Linked DNA regions of Homo sapiens: region 2 is linked to region 1. A link is a loop called in an ENCODE intact Hi-C map of the cell type or tissue named here. Cell type or tissue: CD14-positive monocyte. All regions are shown on one strand. Links, peaks and the distances in the headings refer to the core of each region. The heading gives the core; the rest is flanking DNA.

Evidence for each region. A loop is a pair of places that touch in the nucleus more often than their neighbours do. Peaks named below come from ENCODE experiments on the same cell type or tissue, not always from the same donor. Only the 100,000 strongest peaks of a DNase experiment are listed, where the experiment ranks them.
Region 2: it touches region 1 in a loop (2.0-fold over the local background); 2 of 110 quality-filtered maps call a loop at or near these places.

The regions. Positions count from the first base shown.
Region 1 is chr7:131,199,199-131,210,993 of GRCh38, forward strand. It overlaps a transcript of MKLN1 not described here. Among named protein-coding and RNA genes, the nearest start is that of LINC-PINT, 95 kb to the left of the region's middle. RefSeq lists an enhancer at 4,359-4,503 and a cis regulatory region at 4,431. In CD14-positive monocyte, for the core only: no CTCF peak of the experiment used is centred there; no DNase peak of the experiment used is centred there.
Region 2 is chr7:131,258,931-131,270,725 of GRCh38, forward strand. It overlaps a transcript of MKLN1 not described here. Among named protein-coding and RNA genes, the nearest start is that of MKLN1-AS, 63 kb to the right of the region's middle. In CD14-positive monocyte, for the core only: no CTCF peak of the experiment used is centred there; a DNase peak (open chromatin) is centred at 6,511; H3K4me3 peaks cover 638 bases; H3K27ac peaks cover 524 bases.

The DNA of each region.
Region 1 (11,795 bases), core at 2,550-10,549:
AAGCATGGACATATAAAATAAAATAAAGATGTTTGCTAATTTCTATTGAACTCACATTAAAAAAAAAAAAAAGATAGAGACAGGGTCTTAATATGTTGCCCAGACTGGAGTACAGTAGTGCAATCATTAGCTCACTGTAACCTCGAAATCCTGGGCTCAAGCAATCCTGCTTCCGAAGTAGCTGAGACTACTGGTGCATGCCAATACAGATGATTTTTAAATATTTTAAATATTTTGTAGAGATAGGTTCTCATTATGTTGCCTGGGCTGATCTCAAACTCTTGGCCTCTTCAACCCAAACTCTTTATTTCAATACTCACTGAAGAATATTATTCTTGCTTAGCCATACCCACTTCCCTTGGAGAAGAAAGGGCATATATTTTCATTATAGGTGAAGGTGGATGCTACTGAGAAGGCCTTTATATATCACATCAAGGCCCATTTTTACTAGTTATACCTCTTTTTCTGAGCACGTGAAATATTTTCCTGAGTCTTTTAATTTTTTAAAAAATTGAGACGGAGTCTCACTCTATCACCCAGGCTGGAGTACAGTGGTGTGATCTCGACTCACTGCAACATCTGCTGCCAGGGTTCAAGTGATTCTCGTGTCTCAGCCTCCCAAGTAGCTGGGACTACAGGTGCGTGCCACCATGCCCAGCTAATTTTTTAAATATTTTTTAGAGGAGACGGGGCTTTGCTGTGTTGGCCAGGCTGGTATGGAACTCCTGACCTCAAGTGATCGGCCCACCTCAGCCTCCCAAAGTGCTGGAATTATAGGTGTGAGCCACTGCACCCAGCCTTGTAATTTTTTAAATGTGTTGCTTTTTTTTGAGATGAGGTCTTGCTCTGCTGCCCAGGCTGGAGTGCAGTAGCACCATCTCAGCTCTGCAACCTCTGCCTCCTGGGCTCAAGCCATCCTCCTGCCTCAGTCTCCTGAGTAGCTGGGACTACAGGGCGTGCCACTGCACCTGACCTAATGTGTTACTTTTAACCCCAGTTATTTGTTAAGAAACTCCCACCCTGAGATTCCTTCTCTTACTGAGGTGAAGTCATTTTTATTTATTTAATTATTTCTTTATGAAAAGGAAAGAGTAAAATTCCCCTTCCTCACTCCTAAACAAACTTCATTAAACTCATATTTGGGCAAAAAGTTTAAGTAGAAATTTTCAAACTCAAAGAAAACTTTGGTCCTTTATGTTGCAAAAATCAAGAACATTACCTGTGTTAAATTCAACAGACATTGATACTGATTATGCAAATGGCAGATTATTCATTCTTTTTAAAATGTGTATGGTAGCTCCCCCTTACTTGCATTTGACTAATGCTAATACAAAATTAGATGCCATTTCCTGACTTAGTCACCAATTTACATTGAGAAAATATGGGTCAAATAGGTGGAAGAAGAAAGCCAATATTTCCTTGGTAACCATTATATCAAAATTGAAGATAATTACTTAATCAAAAGTACAGATTTTCCATGCAATGGCTCTGTTTATCTCAAAGTATTAGCACATTGGACTACCTGACCATTTTTCCTGAAAAACTAAAGTGCAAATAATTTTAGTAAATTAAATCATATTTTTCCACTGACGTGTTCTAATTTAAAGATAGAATTTTACTTTTAATTGATCCTTAACTAAGAGTGGCACTTAACTATTCTCTTACTATTGATGCTTATGTGTATCAAGCAATAGATTAAAGCCAGTGCCACTGCTACTTTGTTTTACTGTTATTGTATTTAACGAGAAGCCACGTTGTATGTAAAGGAGTTAAAGCCCTACTTCCAAAACACTACTTCCTCCTTCCCTAAATTCATGAGGTGGCCACCTCTTTTTTTTGGAGACAGAGTCTTGCTCTGTTGCCCAGGCTGATGTACAGCGGTGCCATCTCAGCTCACTGCAACCTTCGCCTCCTGAATTCAAGCTATTCTCATGCCTCAGCCTCCTGAGCAGCTGGGATTACAGGCACCCACCACCACACCTGGCTAACTTTTGTATTTTTAGTAGAAACAGGGTTTCACCATGTTGTCCAGGCTGGTCTCAAATTCCTGACCTCAGGTAATCCACCTGCCTCGGCCTCCCAAAGTGCTGGGATTATAGGCGTGAGCCACCATGCCCGGCCCCACTTCAATTTTTTAATGTTTGAAACTTCACACTTCGTTAGCATTCACTAAGGCATACTGAGGAAGCACCAACTTGAATTAGTGAAAATTTTGAATGCTATAATATAAAACTACATGATCATATCTCTTCATGGTACAATATGCAATTCTTAGCAGTCTATAGTGAAGAATTTCCAAGAAGAAGGCTACTACTTCTAGGCACCTTGGTAAACTCATAAAATGAATAAGGTTACTGGGTAATTCATCTAACACATTTTTACAATTAGAATCATCATCCGTCTTGTATACTGTATCTACTTTGGTGCCAAATGCCTGCATTTGTTTAGGGCTTTACTACGTATAAAGCAAATTTCACATAATGCTATTTGATTCAGACACAACACTAATCATTTTGGCTACCACTGTTTGTATGACTACTAGGAGTGCCTTAATGATATGACTCTTCTTTTAGCTTCTGACAAATGAGTGTTGCTAAGTTATCTGAATATGTTCAGTTCCTGTTCACTGAGCAGTTACTATATGCTTGGCATCAAGCTAGAAAATTTTTGTCCTTTTGGGTTAACAATTCACTCTAAATTATCATTCATTTTGCCTGGTGACACTTTATCTTATGCTTTATTCAGCACCTGTCTAAATGTACTTATGTATTCAAAAGATACTTAACACTTGTAATAGGTTACAGGCACAAATTTAAAATGACTAGGGTCTGCGGGTGAAAGTCATTTGCCATGTGGAACAACACTAGTCAAGAAATTAGTTAATCAATCAGTGTTTTGCTCTAACTAATATATCTTTTTCGGGGTTTCTCCACTTTGGCACTATTGACTTTTTTTTTTTTTTTTTTTTTTTTTTTTTTTTGAGATGTTGTCTTGCTCTGTCACCAGGCTGGAGAGCAGTGATGTGATCTCAGCTCACTGCAACCTCTGCCTCCCGAGTTCAAGCGATTCACCATGCCCGGCTAATTTTTTGTATTTTAGTAGAGACAGGGGTTTCACCATGTTGGCCAGGATGGTCTTGATCTCCTGACCTTCTGATCTGCCAGCCTCGGCCTCTCAATATGCTGGGATTACAGGCTTGAGCCACCATGCCCTGCCAAATTTTTTAATTGTTGTTGTTGTTGTTATATAGATTAGAGGTTTCTATGTTGCCCAGGCTGGCCTCGAATGCATAGCCTCACCTCCTTATGCGCCAGGACAACAGGCCTGAGCCACCGCGGCTCCCTGGCACTGACATTTTAGACCAGATCATTCTTTGTTCTGGGGGACTGTCCTGGGCATTATAGGATGTTCAACAGCAGCACTTGCCTCTTTCCATTAGATGCCAGTAGTACCTCCACTTCCAGTTTTGATCATCACAAACGTCTCCAGACATTGTCAAATGTCCCCATGGTGGAGTGGAGGGGAGAGAGTGTCCCTGGTTAAAATCACTGGGCTAGTGTGGAGATCATGATTTCTTTACTAGATTTTAAAGATCTTGAAGGCAGAGACCCAGTCTGATTCATTGCTCTACCACCTCTTCCCCACCAACTAAATTTAGTTTCTGGCGCAGAAATGTTTCTTGATGAATGTTCTGAAAAGAATAAAGTATCTCCTGGAGTCCTCCACTGTCGTCAGCCCTGTACAAGGCACCTTGGTAAACCCACAGGATGAACAAGGTAACTGGGGTAATTCATCTAACAAATTTGAATACAAATTTACGATTTGAATAATCATCTATGTCGTATACTGTGCCCACGTTGGTGCAAAATGCTTACATTTGTAGAGGGCTTTACCATGTATGAAGCACATTTCACATAATGTTATTTGATTCAGATATCTAATCACTTTGGCTACCACTGTTTATAATTTAAACTCCCAAGTCCGAGCACTGTATTTTTAGGCAGGAGTGGGAGGTATTTTGATTTCAGTGGCATTGCCTTCATTTATTAAAAGGAACTCTTGGGATTGGTTTAATAATAATTGAATTTAAATTTCAGATTCTTTTTTGTCATGTTAGAAGTAGAACATCTAAAAGGCCCTTCATGATCTAAGTAATTCTGGTTTACTTAGATTCCTGGAAATTGCCAGAGGATTTTAAGGGAGGAGGAAAAAAAGAGTGAGGAAATTTTCCCTGTGGGCAATTGGGGAAAACAAAAATATTTTTGTGCTGCGGTGACTTCTCAGGAAAGGAGGGTTGGCCAGCAGCGGCTGCATCTGCACAAGGGGAATTTCCACATTTGGGAAAACATGGTCATAATTAATGACTTAGGAAAGCCAAGAAAACGGACCATGTTGGAAAAATATGATCTTCAGTGGCCAAGTCATTGTCAACTGATTGGGCCAGAAAATTGGATTATTTTAGAAAGAGATATTTATTTGTGAATATTTGTCTGTAGGTCCTTCCTTCTGTGAATCTAATAAGTGCCCTGCTCCTGCCTGGAGAGTCGGCTTCTCATAGCCTTTCCCACTCTCTCTGTCTCTCCCTGTCCTAAGGGAAGACTTGCTTTAGACTTCTAGCCTGAACACTGGCCTGCAGTCTTTTGCTTTGAACATGATGCTTGGGTCTAGCCACCAGAGATTGCTGGATCCTAACATAGCCCTCATTTATTGATGACTCCATGTCCTGGGCCCTGGGCGAAGAACACTGAAAAACTATCTTGATTTAGACATGAGAAAACTGAGTCTTGGGGAATTTAAGTCACTTACCTAGGACCAATACAGCTTTAACTACCAAGCTATACTTCTTGCATCTCCTCATCCTGTATATAAAGTCTACTTCCTAAATTGGAATGTTCTCACTCTGTATACAATCTCTTCCCCAGACCGCCTTGTTTAAACTAGATCTGGCCTGGGTTGATGTTCATCCAAGTACTTCCTGGTTACCTGTTCTCAGGAGGATAAGTCTGGGTTAGCAGGCTCAGCACCATCGAATCTTGGTCTACTTGGGGAATGAATATGTAGTCAGAACATTCTTGCCCAGCTTTGGGGTTTTCTTTTATTTTAGTGATCAATTTTATTAAAATAGGTATGATCATCTTTTGCTTCTTCTTTTCATAATTTTCTCAAGATCAGGGATCAGGAATAGCTTGCCAAATTTCAACAGGTATTCCCAAGTTGAAGGTCAATTTTTTTTAGAAAGGGAAATATCTCTAAGAAAAAAAATCCTTATATTTGACATGTAGATGTAGTATCCAATAGAACATCAACAAAATGCAGTACTTTGTTTTGTGAATTGAAAAAGCTGCAAGTTAGGCCGGGTGCGGTGGCTCACGCCTGTAATCCCAGCACATTGGGAGGCTGAGGCGGGCAGATCACGAGGTCAGGAGTTCAAGACCAGCCTGGCCAACATGGTGGAACCCCGTCTCTATTAAAAATACAAACATTAGGCCGGGCGCGGTGGCTCATGCCTGTAATCCCAGCACTTTGGGAGGCCAAGGCAGGCCGATCACAAGGTCAGGAGATCGAGACCATCCTGGCTACAAAAAATTAGCCAGGCGTGGTGGCAGGTGCCTGTAGTCCCAGCTACTCAGGAGGCTGAGGCAGGAGAATGGCGTGAACTCAGGAGGCGGAGCTGGCAGTGAGCCGAGATCACGCCACTGCACTCTAGCCTAGGCGACAGAGCAAGACTCCGTATCAAAAAAAAAAAAAAATTAGCTGGGTGTGGTGGTGGGCACCTGTAACCCTAGCTACTTGGGAGGCTGAGGCAGGAGAATTGCTTGAACCCAGGAGGCAAAGGTTGCAGTGAGCCAAGATTGTGCCACTGCACTCCAGCCTGGGCAACAGAACAAGACTCCGTCTCAAAAAAAAAAAAGAAAAAGAAAAAGCTGCAAGTTAAATCATGTCCCTCTGCAGCAACAATTCCATGCTCTAGACCTTTATGATGAGGCTTCTAAAGTTAGCCCTGCCCTGTGACTGCAATGAATCGGAGAAAACAAACCTAACTAGGATTTAACAGTCTAATTGCCCTGGATTGAACCTCAATGGTATTATAATTAATTTAAAAATCACAACATTGGGAAATAATGTAATACATTTCTTTTCTGTTGAAATTAAAACATATTAATTAAATCTTATTAATATTTGTTTTCCGATCGCTTCTTGGGCATAGTCAGACATTATTACCTTTATTTGGTGATATGAAAACTGAAGGGGTGTATTAGTTTTCTACTGTTGAGTAACAAATTATCACACATTCAGGGAGGTGGAACAACATTTCACTTATTCCATAGGTTTTGCAGTTCTATAGGTCAGAAGTCCTGGTGGGCTTGGCTGGTTTCTCTGCTTAGGGTCCCAATGAGTCAGAAATCAAGGTATTCATCAGGCTAGACTCTTACGTGGGGGCTCGGGGGAAGACTCTGCTTCCAAGCCCCTTCAGATCGCTGGAGGAACTGAGTTCCTTGTGGCTGTAACACCGAGGCCTTTTTATCTTTCCTGCTGTCAACCAGGAGCCACTGGCTGCTCCTAGAGGCCTTGCATGTTTTCCTTCTCATGCACTTTCCCCCATCTTCACCTTCAAAGCCAGCAATCACCCTTAAATCTTTCTCACCTCTGGAATCTCTGTGACTTTCCTCTTCTGCTTCCAGCTGAGAAAAACTTTTTTTTTTTTTTTTTCTGAAACAGAGTCTTGCTCTGTCACCCAGGCTGGAGCGCAAAGGCATGATCTCTGCTCACTGCAACCTCTGCCTCCTGGGTTCAAGCGATTCTCCTGTCTCAGCCTCCTGAGTAGCTGGGACTACAGGTGGGTGCCACCATGCCCAGCTAATTTTTGTATTTTTAGTAGAGACGGGGTTTCGCCATGTTGACCAGGCTGGTCTCGAACTCCTGACCTCAGGTGATCCACCGCCTCAGCCTCCCAAAGTGCTGGGATTACAGGCCTGAGCCACCACTCAAAAAACTATTTTTTTAAAGGACTCACTGGTTTGGGCCAAGCCCTCTGGGATAATCCCCATATTTTAAAGTAAACTAATTTGGAACTTAAATTACATCTGCAAAATCCTATTGCAGCTGTACCTAGATTATTGTTTCACAAAATAACCAGGGGATGGGAATCTTGGGCAGCAATCTTAAGGACTCTGCTTACCATAAGGAAATAGTTACTCAGTTAACCTGAGATACAATCTAGAAACAGATGAGCAGCAGTATTAAACCAAAGAATTTAATTTTGTATTTCCTTCCCTTTTTTGTGTTTTTTAAACATATATGTTTATTTGTTAATATACCTGTATGTATGTGTATAATTATTATTATTATTATTGTTATTATTATTATTATTTTAGAGATAGGCTCTCACTCTGTTGCCCGGCCTGGAGTGCAGTGTCAAAATCATAGCTCACTGCAACCTCAAACTCCTGGGTTCAAGCAATCTTCTTGCTTCAGCCTCCAGGGTAGTTAGGACTACAGGCGTGCGCCACCGTGGCCGGCTAATTTTGTTTATTTTTTTAGAGATGGGGTCTTGCTATGTTTTCCCGGCTGGTCTCAAACTCCTGGCCTCAAGCAATCTTCCCACCTTGGCCTCCCAAAGTGCTGGGATTATGGGCATGAGCCCCCATGCCCTTCCTTACTATAGTATATTTTGGGAGGCACTCACCCCCATATTTTATTTTTATTAATGCATGATTTAAAATGTTGCCAAGGCTGATTTGGGACATGTGTTTTTAAGGGTCTATGGACGTCTGAGTGGTACTGTCGAGGCTTGGAGCTAGGTGTGGGTGTGTATGGTAGAGGAGATGGTGATGGCAGGTGAAGAAGGGACAGAGGCTAAGGTTTTGGTGAATACAGAAGAGGCATTTACTCCCATTTTTAATGTATTCACTGAAGATATTTGAAGATGGGAATCCTTTTGTTTTCTATAGGCAAGTCTAGAAGGTCAAAACCCAAGGGATTCTATGTGTGTTATTTATTTTTATTTATTTATTTATTTTTGAGACAGAGTCTCACTCACTCTGTCACCCGGGCTGGAGTGCAGTGGTGTGATTTGCAGCCTCCACCTCCCCGGTTGAAGTGATTCTTGTGCCTCAGCCTTCCAAGTAGCTGGGATTACAGGTGTGCATCACCAGGCCCTGCTAATTTTTGTGTTTTTAGTAGAGACAGGGTTTCGTCATGTTGGCCAGGCTGGTCTGGAACTCCTGGCCTCAAGTGATCCGCCCACCTCGGCCTCCCAAAGTGTTGGGATTACAGGCATGAGCCACCGCGCTGGACTATGTGTGTTATTTATGGGCAGTATTTGAGGATGTTGCCAAACAGGCATTTTGGAGCATGTGGATCAGCATCACTAGCATGCCATGCCTTTACTACAGATTCAAACTTCCCAAGTTTTTGCTGCACGGTTTCAATGTACCATGGCCTACCAGATGTACTAAAGGCTAGAACACAGGCTGAGTCCATGGGCCCAGCTAACCACTGATCCAGAAGCCTGGGCCCACAGAGGGTCACCTTGGGATTGCAAAGGTCTGGAAAAGGCTGAGAGGATCATAGAAAGGAAGAGGATCTATTAATTTTTCTGATCTTGTAATTTTACCTGGAGAACAGCCTGATGAAAAATCTAAAATTCTGGTCAAGGGAGTAGAGATGGTTTTAGCCTTTGGAAAGAACATATATAGAAATATGAAAAACCTAAGAAAAAGGCAAAATGTTTCAGAGGCTAAATATTTCTCACTTCTTCCCAGAATATTTAGGTTTCCCCCTTCTTAAAGTCCTGGCCAAAAATGGAGGGAGGGGGGAGATTTCCCAGATGTTTCTTTTCAATTGTCCCAGACCTTCGGAAAAGAGTGAGAAAATGCTACCATATTATTGGGCAAAGAGAAGTAAGTCAGTGGAGAGGGCATTTGATAACTGCACTGAAAGAGTGATACAATTAGGGTATAAGTGGCATGTTTACCTTTGGAAAGGAGGACACAGGAGGAAAGAGGTAGGGTGGAAGATGTTAATGTTGCTTATTCATTGTGATGTCTTAAAGCACAACACATTGTATGTTCTTTCACTGGCAAAGAATTTTGCTCTATAAAGAATAACTCTGCTAGGCATGGTGGCTCACACCTGTAATCCCAATATTTTGGGAGGCTGAGGCTAGCAGATCGTTTGAGCCCAGGAGTTTGAGAGCAGCCTGGGCAACACAGGAAAACCCTGTCTCAACAAAAAAATATAAACAATAGCTGGGTGTGGTGGTGCGTGCCTGTGGTCACAGCTACTTGGGAGGCCGAGGCAGGAGGATTGCCTGAGCCTGGGAGGTTGGTCGAGGCTGCAGTGAGCTGAGATGGCACCACTGCACTCCAGCCTAGGTGACAGAGTGAGACCCTGTCTTGAAAAATAATAATAACTAAAGGATACTGGTAATATGTTACAGATATTACTTTTATTCTTAATACTTCTACTTAAAAATCTTTCCCTTCATTTATTCAATCATTCAGAAATCTTTGAGGAGAACCTGCCATGTGCCTTCATCTGGGTGCTAGGAATACGACAGCAAACACAACAGATGAGGTCCCAGCTCTCATGGAGCTTATATTCTAGTGTAGGGGAGTTGGAAAATGAGGAAACACTTACTTTTCATTACGTGATACATAAAGAGGTAAATATGATGTGTTAGACTGTGAAAGGTTAGACAGTGATAGCAATGCAGAGCAATATAATAGAGTGAAGTGATAGATGACAAGCTGGCTATTTTAGACTGGGTGGCTGTGGAAGACCTGTCTGAAGTGATGACATTTGAACAGTGATCTCAATGACAGGGAGGAGCTGGTCATGAAAAGATCAGAATGAAGAGCACTCTACGTGGAGAGAACAGAAGGTTCCGACATCCTCAAGATGGCAAGAAATTTGAGTTTGAGAAAGAGAGAGAGGGCCTAGGTGGCTGGAACTCAGTGGCAAATGCAAAAGTGGTACAAGATGAAGTTGGACAAGTGGACAGGACCTAGATCATTTAAGCATGGCTGGCCATGGTAAGGAATTTGGATTTTTAAGTGAGATGGGAAGCTCTCAGAAAGTTTTAAGCAAGGAAGTAATTTTCTGTTTGGGCAATGAATTGCAGAGAGCAAGGGTGGAAGTCCAGAGATGTTTAGGAAGCAATTACAGGAATTCAGGCCAACAATGGCGGCTTGGTCTAGGATACTAGCAGTGAAGATGAGGAGCGCTGGGTGTATGGGGTGTATGTGGAAGGCAGAGTCAATGGGACTTTCCGATGGCTTGTATGTAAGATATAAGAAAAAGGAACCAAAGATATGTCCTCTGTTATCAGCTCGGGCACTGGGTGGATGGTGATGCCATTTAGTGAGACAGGTTGGCTGGGAACAAGAAGTGTAGAAGACTCTGATAAATCCCTCCCAAATAGCTGTTCCTTTCTTCCTCCTTGCTAACACAGCCCTGACTTTGTTTAGGATGACAGTTTGTCCAGCTTCAAGTGATGAATTATGATTGCTGTCATTCAGTCATAATAATCCCATTCCCTTTTGCTAGATACTCAATCCCCTCATCTCCTTTGCAGCTAGGGGTGACTCATTTCTGGCTAGTAAGCCCTAAGTGAAAGCCTCTGGGGATAGATGTGGCTGTCCGGAATACCATCGCAATAGTTGGACCTATGGCAGCCATCTTCTGACTGTAAGACAAAAGACATGAGGATTAAAGACCAATACATGAGGTACGATAAAGTAGAAAAAAAAATTTACCTGATTCCTGGGTAGTATAGATGAGCAGCTGGGTCAACACCGGAAATCATCTATTGCCAAACATCTTGTTTATGAAAAAAGTAAAACTATTTGTTTAAATCTTGTTGTTTGATATAAGAAGGTTAAGGGAAAGAATCAGGAGTACTCTTCTAACCATGTTGGTTTGAGATGCCTATTAGATATTCATGTGAAAGTGACTGCCTAATTTCTTCCTTTCTCCAATGGAATAAAATTTTCTAGACCTTTTAAATCTTAGCATAGGATTATAGCACTAGAAAACATGAAGCATTGGCTGGGCATGGTGGCTCATGCCTATAATCCCAGCACTTTGGGAGGCCGAGGAGGGTGGATTGCCTGAGCTCAGGAGTTTGAGAACAGCCTGGGCAACACGGAGAAACCCTGTCTCTACTAAAAAATACAAAAAATTAGCAGGCGTGGCAGCGTGCACCTGTAGTCCCAGCTACTTGGGAGGCTGAGGCAGGAGAATGGCTGGAACCTGGGAGGTGGAAGTTGCAGTGAGCTGAGATTGTACCATTGCACTCCAGCCTGGGGGACAGAGTGAGACTGTATCTCCAAAAAATAAACATACAAAAAATTAGCCAGGCATGGTGGTGCACACCTGTAGTCCTAGCTACTTGGGAGGCTGAGGTGGGAGGATCACCTGAGCCTGAGAGGTCAAGGCTGCTGTGAGCTGTGTTTGTGCCACTGCACTCCAGCCTGGGAGATCGACTGAGACCCTGTCTCAGAAAAAGAAAGAGAGAAAGAGAGAGAGAAAGGGGAAGGGAGGGAGGGAGGGAGGGGAGGGGGGAGGGGAGCATTAAGCATAAAAGTGAATGAAGTTGAAGTGGCCAGGAGGGAGACCAAATTAGAAGCTGACCATCAACATATAAGACTGACTTCCCTATTATTGATAGGTTAGCAGGGTTGAAGTCGTTAAAATAGGAAATACAGTATACTGGGTTGGTGGGGAAAGCTCAGTCTGAGGAACAGGCAGGTTCCCACATTACCAAGTATCTTCCATCACCATGGTGGGGC
Region 2 (11,795 bases), core at 1,636-9,635, 59 kb after region 1:
CCCAGAAATGCAACTGTCTGGCCTTTCAGTGTGATTAAGCAGCTTAAACTTCTAGGGAGAATGTGAGGGTAACAGGGGAGCCAGTTCTAGCTGGATGCAATGATTCGCTGTACAGACTGCCTACACTTTGGCTTTGGGTTGAAACTTCTTCTCCACTCTTTTGAACTTTCTTTTTGGATTTTTTAAAAAAATATATATATATAAAACACCTTCATCAGATTTACATAGCTATGACCACTCATCCTGTGAACCCCTCTTCTTACCATTAGAAAGTCTGGCCTTCCAGAGTGCATCACCTCTGGGAAACTCATGTGGCCAGTTAAGAATTCCATTCACAGGGTGGATTGTATAGAGGGATTTATTCACAGTTCCCTCTTTCTTGCATAAGCCCAGTGTACTCAGAAATGGAGACAGAATAGAATAGTATAATGGATACCCAATATCTGTCTCCTAGATCAAACAGTTGCTAAAATTTTGCCACATATTCTTCATCTTTCCTTTTCCTTTTTATTTTTCTGAGGTAAAGTAGTATGTGTATACATATCTATCTATCTGTAGATATGTATACTTATATTAATATATCACCCCTAAATACTTTAACATTCACCTCTAAAACATAAGCACATTTTTGTTAGCTAAACAATTTCATTATCAAACTTTAATAAGGTTCACATAATTCAAGAGAATCAAATACTCATCTACATTAAAAATTTCCCCTTTTGTCCCCCAAATGGTTTTTTATTGTAGTAAAATATATATAATGTAAAATTTATCATTTTAATCATTTTTAAGTGTACAATTTAATGGCATTAAGTACATTCACAATATTGTGAAAGCATCACCACTATTTCCAGAACTTTTTTATTATTCCAAACAGAAACTCTACACTCATTAAGAATAACTCCTGGAAGTCCTAGCCAGAGCAGTCAGGCAAGAGAAAGAAATAAAAGGCATCCAAATAGGAAAAGAGGAAGTCAAATTATTGCTCTTTGTAGACAATATAATTCTATATCTATAAAACCCCATAGTGTCTGCCCAAAAGCTCCTAGATCTCTAGATCTGATAAATAACCTCAGCAAAGTTTCAGGATACAAAACAATGTACAGAAATCAGCAGCATTTTTTTTTTTTTAAGAGACGGGGTCTTACTGTGTCGCCCAGGCTGGAGTACAGTGGCACGATCTCAGCTCACTGCAACCTCTGCCTCCCGAGCTCAAGCAATTCTGCCCCAGCCTCCCAAGTAGCTGAGACTACAGGCACACGCCACCATGCCTGGCTAATTTTTTTTGTATTTTAGTAGAGATGGGGTTTCACTGTGTTGCCCAGGCTGGTCTTGAACTCCTGAGCTCAAGCAATCCATCCACCTCAGCCTCCCAAAGAAAAATCAGCAGCATTTTTATATTCCAACATCCAAGCTGAGAGCCAAATCAAGAATGCAATCCCATTCACAATAGCCACAAAAAGAATAAAATACCTAGGAATACAGCTAGCCAGGGAGATGACTACAATGAGAATTATAAAACACTGATCAAAGAAGTCAGAGATGACACAAATGAAAAAACATTCCATGCTCATGGATAGAAAAAATCAATACCATTAAAATGGCCACACTGCCCAGAGCAATTTACAGAGTCCATGCTATTCCTATCATTCTTCACAGAATTAGAAAAAGCTTTTAAAATTCATATGGAACCAAAAAAGAGCTTGAATAGCCAGGGCAATCCTATGCAAAAAGAACAAAGCTGGAGGCATCACGTTACCTGTAACCAAAACAGCATGGTACTGGTACAAAAACAGACACATGAGGAGTGAAACAGAATAGAGAGGGCTACAATAACCAAAACAGCATGATACTGGTACAAAAACAGACACATAGACCAATGGAACAGAATAGATAGCCTAGAAAGCTGCACACCTACAACCATCTGATGTTTGACAAAGTCAACAAAAACATGCAATGGGGAAAGGATTCCCTGTTCAATAAATAGTGCTGGGATAACTGGCTAGCCACATGCAGAAGATTGAAGCTGGACTCCTTCTTTATATTGTATACAAAAATCAACTCAAGATGGATTAAAGATTTAAATGTAAAACATAAAACTATAAAAACCCTGGAAGATAACCTAGGAAATACCATTTTGGACATAGGCCCTGGCAAAAATTTTGTGACAAAGATGCCAAAAGCAATTGCAACAAAAACAAAAATTGACAAATGGGATCTAATTAAGCTAAACAGTTTCTGCACAGCAAAAGAAACTATCAACCAAGTAAACAGACAACCTACAGAATGAGAGAAAGTATTTGCAAACTATGCATCCGGCAAAGGTCTAATATCCAGAAGCTGTAAGAGACTTAAACAAATTAACAAGCAAAAAACAACCAGCCCCATAAAAAAGTGGGCAAAGGAAATGAACAGACACTTTTCAAAAGAAGACACACATGTAGCCAATAAGCATATGAAAAAATGCTCAGCGTCACTAACTATTAGAGAAACGCAAATTAAAACCACAATGAGACCCCATCTCACACCAGTCACAATGGCTACTATTAAAAAGTCAAAAAATAACATGGTGGTGAGGTTGTAGAGAAAAGGCAACACTTATACATTGGTGGTGGGAATGTAAATTAGTTCACCCATTGTGGAAAGCAGTGTGGTGATTTCTCAAAGAACTGAAAACAGAAGTACCATTCCACCCAGCAATTCCATTATTGGGTGTATACTCAAAGGAATATAAATCATTCTGCCATAATGACACATGCATGCATATGTTCACTGAAGCACTATTCACAATAGCAGCAAAGTCATGGAATCAAGCTAAATGCCCATCAGTGGTAGACTGAATAAAGAAAATGTGGTACATCTACACTATGGAATACTATGCAGCCATAAAAACAAAAGATCATGTCCTTTGCAGCAATGTGGATGGAGCTAGAGGCCATAGTACTAAGCGAACTATTAATAACATAGGAACAGAAAACTAAATACCACATGTTCTCACTTATAAGTATGAGTACATATAGACACAAAAAAGAGAACAGCAGACATGAGGACCTACTGGAGTGTGGAGGGTGGGAGAAGGGAGGTAACAGAAGAACTACCTATTGGGTACTATGCGTATTATCTGGGTGATGAAATAATTTGTACAACAAACCCTACAACATGCAATTTACCTATATAACAAATCCTGGAACCTAAAAAAAGATTTTTTTTTAAAGAATAACTCGGCTGGGCACAGTGGCTCACGCCTGTAATCCCAGCACTTTGGGAGGCTGAGGTGGGCAAATCACGAGGTCAAGAGATCGAGACCATCCTGGCCAACATGGTGAAACCCTGTCTCTACTAAAAAATACAAAAAAATTAGCTGGTCGTGGTGGCGTGCGACTGTAGTACCAGCTACTTGGGAGGCTGAGGCAGGAGAATGGCTTGAACCCGGGAGGCAGAGGATGCAGTGAGCCGAGATTGTGCCACTGCACTCCAGCCTGGGCGACAGAGCGAGACTCCGTCTCAAAAATAAAAGAAAAGAATAACTCCCCACTACCCCCTCCTCCAAAATGTCTTTAATTCTGGTTAATTCAAACAAGATCCACTATTTCATTTTGTTATTATGTTTTTTTTTCTTTTCTTTTCTTTTCTTTTTTGAGATAGAGTCCCGCTCTGTGGCCCAGGCTGGAATGCAGTGGTGCGATCTCCGCTCACTGCAACCTCCACCTCCTGGGTTCAAGCGATTCTCCTCCCTCAGCCTCCCAAGTAGCTGGGACTGCAGGCATGCACCACCACACCTAGCTAATTTTTGTATTTTTAGTAGAGACGGGGTTTCACCACGTTGGCCAGGATGGTCTCCATCTGACCTCGTGATCCGCCCACCTCGGCCTCCCAAAGTGCTGGGATTACAGGCATGAGCCACCACCCCCAGCCTGGTTATTATGTTTCTTAAGGCTCTTTATTTAGAACTGTCTCCTTTCTCCACACTCACATACATTTTTTTTTCATGACATTGATGTCTTGATGATTCTGGGGCAGTTGTTCTACAGAATGTTCTACTTTGTCTGATTGCTTCTTTATCATGTTCTTAAACTTGTACTTCTGTTCTCTGCGTTTCTTATAAAAAGAAAGTTAGACCTAAAGGCTTGATAAGAGTGAAACGTTTTGGTAAGAATTCTTCACAGGTAATGCTGTGGACTTCCTACTGCCTCATATTAGGCTGTACATAATGTCTGGTTGTCCTGGTATTGATGAGGCCAATACCGATTACTGGGTTAAGGTGACAATATGCCTGTTGAAAGTAAGTTTTTAAGACCGGGCATGGTGGCTCATGCCTGTACTCCCAGCACTTTGGGAGGCCGAGACAGGATTACTTTAGCCCAGAAGTTCAAGACCAGCCTGGACAATATAGTGAGACCTCATCTCTACAATTATTAATAATAATAATAATAATAATAATAAAATTAGCTGGGTGTGGTGGCATATGCCTGTAGTCCCAGCTACTTGGGAGGCTGAGGTGGGAAGACTGCTCGAGCCTGGGAGATTGAGGCTGCAGTGACCCATGATTATGCCAGTGCACTCCAGCCTGGGCAATAGAGCTAGACCCTGTCTCAAAATATACATATATAATAAGTTTCTTAAAATGAAGAACTGATGATTGCACTTTTTTTTTTTTTTGAGACTGAGTCTCACTTTGTAGCCCAGGCTGGAGTGCAGTGGCACGATCTCGGCTCACTGCAACCTCTGCCTCCCGGGTTCAAGCGATTCTCCTACCTCAGCCCCAAGTACTGGGGACTACAGGTGTGTGCCACCATGCCCAGCTAATTTTTGTATTTTTAGTAGAGACAGGGTTTCACCATGTTGGCCAGGCTGGTCTCAAACTCCTGACCTCACGTGATCCACCTGCCTTGGCCTCTCAAAGTGCTGGGATTACAGGTGTGAGCCACCACGCCCAGCCTGATTGCACTTTCAAGAAATGGTTGTCCCCACTTTACCTGTTCAGATAAAGGGACTCTGAGGAGTTGCCTGGCACCCAGGATATAGCCTTTATCCTGTATAAAGGATAAGAAGATAAAGACAGAGGCTTTTCCTTCTGTATGGAGTAGACACAGGAGTTCAAGTTTATCTCCCAGAGTGTTCCATCAGGGCAAAAATTTCTGGAATATGAGGTCTAGCAGAGACTGTTCTTTCTCTGGGCCCAGTAAGAAGGTACTCTGAAATTGGTAGTGAGCCAGAATTTAGCCATAGACAAATAGATCTTTTTGCTAACACTTACTAAAGACAGAACACTTTGGGAATTCAGATACAGGAGAATCTTTTATGGCATTTTAAAATAGCCCTGCCCTCCACTCCTCCCCTAACTTCAGACAAATCACTTTAGATTACCGAATAAAAAATTAAGGAAGAGCATCTATTTCAGATGCAGAACAAACAAATCTTAAGATGTTTCTTGAATATCATTTAAATTTAGAGTAAGGAAAAACTATGCATCTGTCCTCTATGTTTGATGCTTACCTCTTGTCTTTTAGCTACTATACACTGAATAAGTGACCCAGGGAAATATAAGGAACTAATTTTGAATAGTTTCATTTTCAAAAGTAAGAATTTGGGTTTCTAAGGAAAATGAGTTATTTTTAATATCCATATATACACTTTTGTTTTATAGCAATTAAATACCCACATCAGGTAAACTCTGCCCAAGGTTGCCCTATATTTTTGGGTCCCCGGAGGGTTTTTGGGTTTTTTTTCTTTTTAGTTATTATTGCTTATTCGTGTTTGTTTTTTGTTTTTGCAGTTCTGTTGTTCAGCTAGAGAAGTTGTGAATTTTCTGCCTTAGCAGGACAGACTCTAACCTTAGGATACTAGACTAACACTTTTTGTTTTGCAACTGGAATTAGTAAAATACATTTTCTCCACTTATTCGGTAATTTTTTTTGTTTTTTTTGAGACAGAGTCTTACTCTGTCACCCAGGCTGTAGTGCAGTGGTGCAATCTCGGCTCACTGCAACCTCCGTCTCCCGGGTTCAAGCAATTCTCCTGCCTCAGCCTCCCGAGTAGCTGGGATTACAGGTACCCACCACCATGTCTGGCTAATTTTTTTGTATTTTTAGTAGAGACGGGGTTTCACCATGTGGCCAGGCTGGCCTTGAACTCCTGACCTCAGGTAATCCACCTGCTTCAGCCTCCCAAAGTGCTGGGATTACAGGCGTGAGCCACCGCGCCTGTCCTGTTCTGTAATTTTTAAAGATTCTGACTTCACTTGGGTAAGGAGGGGGCAAAAGTACCTTTGACGAAATAATGCTTCAACAATAGCCCTCCCAGGGGACTTAGGCACACATGTCTCTCACCACCACTGGGAATTACTTTATGTTTGGTGACAAAGACCCCATGGTAGTTTGCAAGGCCAAACAGTATAGTCATCCATCCTGTTCTCTTTTCTTCCTCTTTATGCACAGCCCCCTTCTTTCTTTCTTCTCTCTTACGTCTTTCTTCTTCTGCCTTGCTCCTTCGGCCTCTTTCTCCCCACCCACTCTTCTTTCATTTCCTCCTTTTGCCACTCCACAGCCTAGGCTGGCATGCTTCCCTGATTCCCCGATGCCTACCAAATGCTATGTTCCAGAAAAATTCTCCTGCTTCACATCAGCCCAGGGTTTGTTACTGAACACTCAATAGAATCAAAGGAGTGTAAGAATCCCAGCGGAGGAGGGGCTGTGGCTGGGTCTATGTGAATTCCCTCCTACCCAGCTTCCGTTCCAGGTTCTCCAGGCTCTCCTAGTTCTACAGGATAGTAATGGCATTGCTTCAACTATGTCTAGTACTTCAAAAAAAGCCTGGAAGATATTGTATATTTACCCTCAATAAAGCCTGACCAAGTTAACTAAAATAATGGAAAGTTTCTTTCCTTTTTGGGGAGAGTGGGGGCCTGAGAGGTAGGGGAGGTCATGCAGCACCAACTCATTGTGAAGACTTCATCTCATATTCAGAAGTTCTGTGGCTCATGCCTGTAATCCCAACATTTTGGGAGGCCAAGGCCAGTGGATCACATGAGGCCAGGAGTCTGAGACCAGCCTGATCAACATGGCGAAACCCTATCTCTACTAACAACACAAAAATTAGCCAGACATGGTGGTGTGCACCTGTAGTCCCAGCTGCTTGGGAGGCTGAGGCACGAGAATCGCTTGAACCTGGGAGGCAGAGTTTGCAGTGAGCCGAGGTCATGCCACTACACTCCAGCCTGGGCAACAGAGCAAGACTGCATCTCAAAAAAAAAAAAAAAAAAAAAAATCAAATTGGTTGTGTGTGTTGTCTATAGAATAAAGAGAGTATACTGGAAAGAATATGGTAGAGAGGTGAGGCTGTCTACCACAACCAGAATTTTGTTTCTTGCAATAGTTGTGGGCAATTTACTTAACATCTCTCAACCAATGTACTCATTTGTAAAATGGGACAATAATTACTATTTTGCAGCCTACTGTGAGAATTCTAGATAATATGTGTAAGACACTCATTCATACAATACCTAATACACAATAAATACTTACTATGTTTTCTTTGTAAATGTAATTTATTTGGTAGATAAAAGTTTTTTCAAAGCATACAGCTCTTGGGGGAACAACGAATCTGATCACTGAGAGAAGAGGTTGGGAAGCACTCACGTAACATAGTTCTACATGGCCACACAGGTCTCCCTCAAGAACTGTCTAGTCTAAGGGCTCTGACTAGGGGATGTACAAGGAAGTCCCACATCCTTTGTGTTGATGAACAGACCCTGTCTTGAGGGAGACACTCAGTTCCCTGACTCAGTTTCCATAGTTTCCCATGGGAACTAATGCCTTACCTCCATTTTCTTAAGCTTGCCTATTCCTCTGCTTGATTCCTAGGTGATTGTCTCAGAAGTACCAGGTCTGCAAGTTTATGGAAACTTAGCATTTTAGGTGGAAAGAAAAAGGACTAGAGTGTCTTGGGGAAAAAGGATAGAAGGAAAGTTTGTGGAAAGTTGGAAGATCACACAAGCTTAGTTTAAGCCCCTTGAAAATGAGGCAATAGAATTTTTTTTTTCCCAAAGAGAAAAGTACTATCCTAAGTCAACCTCTCTCATCTCAGCCTCACAGGGACTCTTCTAAGAAATGAGACTTTCCGGCTGGGCGTGGTAGCTCACGCCTGTAATCCTAGCACTTTGGGAGGCCGAGGCAGGCAGATCACTTGAGGTCAGGAGTTTGAGACCAGCTTGGCCAACATGGTGAAACCCCATCTCTACTAAAATTACAAAAATTAGCCAGGCATAGTGGTGCACACCTGTAGTCCCAGCTACTTGGGAGGCTACAGCAGGAGAATTGCTTGAACCCTAAGGATGGAGGTTGCGTGAGCCAAGATCCCACCACTGCACTCTAGCCTGGGCAACAAGCAAGACTCCATCTCAAAAATAAATAAATAAATAAATAAATATACATATAAATAAATGAGACTTTCTTCAACATCTCTTACCTCTTCCCTCCACCAGGGTCCTGACTATTTCCAAGTTCTTCTCTCTCTGTAAACACCCCCAGGATAGGAAGATAAGGTTGTTGCCCTTCCATAAGTGGGCTCAGGTTTACAATGAACAGCCAGAAGCTATCTAGCATTTACTAGAACTGTGGTCCCAGGCCCCTGCTAAACTTCATTTGGTGGGACATCTTTAGAGAGTTGACCAGTAGATTCCAGCTTTTTAATCTTGGTGTTCTGTTGGGCAGGTCAGATGAATTTGGAATATTCTGTTTTAAGCTGAATTTATCCCTTATTATTTTAAGGGCTGTAACAAGTTGTTTTTTAAATGTTTTCAGTCAGCATATCTTTATTTATTGTCCTTAATACCCAGAGGCTACTTGAAGAAAGACTTAATTTTCAAAGTCTGGTAAGTAAACAATAGTTTCCCAATAACATCTTCAGGCAAACACCCAAAGACTTCATTTTCACCACAGCATTTGGGTTCTCCATAATTGCCTATTAGTATTGTGCTCAACCACAACATTTTATAATAATTTAAAAAATATTACGTACCTCTAAACACAAAGTTTCTTACCAGTTTTTTTTCTTCTTTTTAATTACCATGTTTAACAAAAGACAAAAACAAGACAGGTTTAAGTGTGGTATTGACTAGACTCCAAACATATTAAATAAATCACATAGGCTGGGTTGGGTTTCACACGAGAACTAGTTTGGAGATGGTTATTCACTGTTCTCCCAAGAATATAAAAATGTCCAGAGGAGACAGTGAGATAAGGAGATACATGGCTTCAGCTCTGTGGGAATTTCTAAGGCTTTAAAATTCACTCCAGAATCCTGCAAAATTCCTTGATGTTGAGCTTGGCTGCTGATGCCTTCTTTTGTCTAGATCCTCTGAAGCCATGCACTGAGACTCCAGAAATTTACTCTAGTCTTTCTTTCTACTTGTGACCAAGAGGAAAGTTGGGCAAAGGGGTTGTATTGGTCAGATAGGCTAATTGTTATAAGAAATGACCTCCAAATTTCAATGGTTTGACCCCATGCAAATATTGTTCTTGTCAAGGTCCAATACGGATTGGTAGAGGTGGAGGTGTGTGGAATGTGGTGATTTGATTCTATGCAGTAATTCAAGCATATAACCTTCTTCCATCTTGGGGCTCTGTCTTCCGTGGGGTTCCCAGAGTCCTTTCCATCCAGCCAGTGGAAAAGAGAGCCTGCAGATAACTGCACAGGAGGACTGTTATGGGCCAGATCTGGAACTGGCACCCATCACTTTCACATGCCTTTGACTGAGCTCAGTCAATGGCCCTACATGTTGAGAGAGGCTAGGAAGTACAGTCTAGCTCCATGCTCAGCTCACAGCAGTTTCTGCCACATGGAAAAACAGAGAGCTCCTTAGAGCAGGCAGACAGTGCTGTTCTTGTATGTCGTCAAAGATGTGGAAAATAAATATGCTAACTTATTTTCAGTTTATTTAATGACCAAACCTACCATTAATGTCTCGGTCAGTTTCTGGAAAAAGTCCATCCCTCAAGCTCACTATTACCACAAATCAGTCCAAACTGGAACTTAACTTGTTCACACATAGGACTTTCCAGAGTTCCAAGATACCTGGACCAAGCCCATGCAGACATGCTGATTGTAAGTTGCGAACACACTTGCATGTTGCTCTTCTCATCAGATGGTTCTCATTACAAAATCTGGCAAGTCATCTGCCCAAAGCCATGTGGCATATCTAAACCAAACTTTCTCACATGGGACCTATGAAAAGAATAAATGTGTTATAAACATTTGAAAAACTGTCTTCATATCTGTTTTAGTCAGTTTGTGTTGCTATCCCAAAAAACTATAAACTGGGTAACTCGTAAACAACAGAAATGTATTGCCCACAGTTCTAGAGGCTGTAAAGTCCAAGATCAGGTCATCAGCAGATTTGACATCTGGTGAGGGCCTGCCTTCTAGTTCATAGAGGGCGTCTTCTTGTTGTGTCCTCACATGGTGGAACGGGCAAGCTAGCTCTCTGGGGTCTCTTTTATGAGGGCATGCATTTATCCCATTCCTGGGGGTTCTGCCCTCATGACCTAATCACTTCTCAAAGGCTCCACTGCATAATTTCATCACCTTAGGGGTTAAGTTTTAACATATAAATGTGGGGGAGACATAAACATTTAGCTCATTGCAATATGTCTTCATAAAATATTTTTAAATGTTTTCGTCTTTTCTCGATCAATGTATTTTTCACGGTTGTCATGACTCCGTTACTGTTTGCACTCTTTCTTCCTGTTTCTCTCATTAACCAATTTACAAAGGCTATTTCATAGTTCAGCTATTTTAGAGACATCCATTTGTCCTCATTTACTCACAGGCTAGCATTCCCATTGAGATTTTAGCTTCCTCAAATAATGTTTGTTATCATCTCATATAAAGAGGATGATGTACAAGGGAACACTGGTAAGGTTCTGACATGCACTTTGTGCCATTTTTCTAGTTATGGAGGTAACTTTTCTTTTCTTTTTCTTTTTATTTTATTTTATTTTATTTATTTTTTGAGATGGAGTCTTGCTCTGTCATCCAGGCTGGAGTGCAGTGGCATGATCCGAGCTCACTGCAACCTCCGCTTCCCAGGTTCAAGCAATTCTCCTGCCTCAGCCTCCCGAGTAGCTGGGACTACAGGCATTGCCACCACACCCAGCTAATTTTTTGTATTTTTAGTAGAGACAGGGTATCACCATGTTAGCCAGGATGGTCTCGATCTCCCGACTTCATGATCCACCCGCCTCGGCCTCTCAAAGTGCTGGGATTACAGGCATGAGCCATGCACCCGGCCTATTTTTATTTTTATTTTTTGAGACAAGATCTCACTTTGTTGCCCAGGCTGGAGTGCAGTGGCACAATCTTGGCTCACTGTAACCTCTGCCTCCCAGTTTCAAGCAATTCTCCTGCCTCAGCCTCCCAAGTAGCTGGGATTACAGATGTGCTACCATGCCCAGCTAAGTTTTGTGTTTTTAGTAGAGACAGGGTTTCACCATGTTGGCCAGGCTTGTCTCGAACTCCTGACCTCAGGTCATCCACCCGGCTTGGCCTCCCAAAATACTGGGATTATAGGCCTGAGCCACCGTGCCCAGCCTATGGTGGTAACTTTTCACTGGTCCATCTATGCTTTCCTATTATAATCCAAGTTATGCACTTAGGATGTGAATTATTGGGTTAAGGGTGCAATCTTCATTCATCTATTTATTCATTTCTTTTCCATTTGTTCATTCCAAAATAATTGTTGAGTACCTAATATGAGCCAGACAGTGTGCTAAATGCTGGAGTCAGAGCAAAGAATA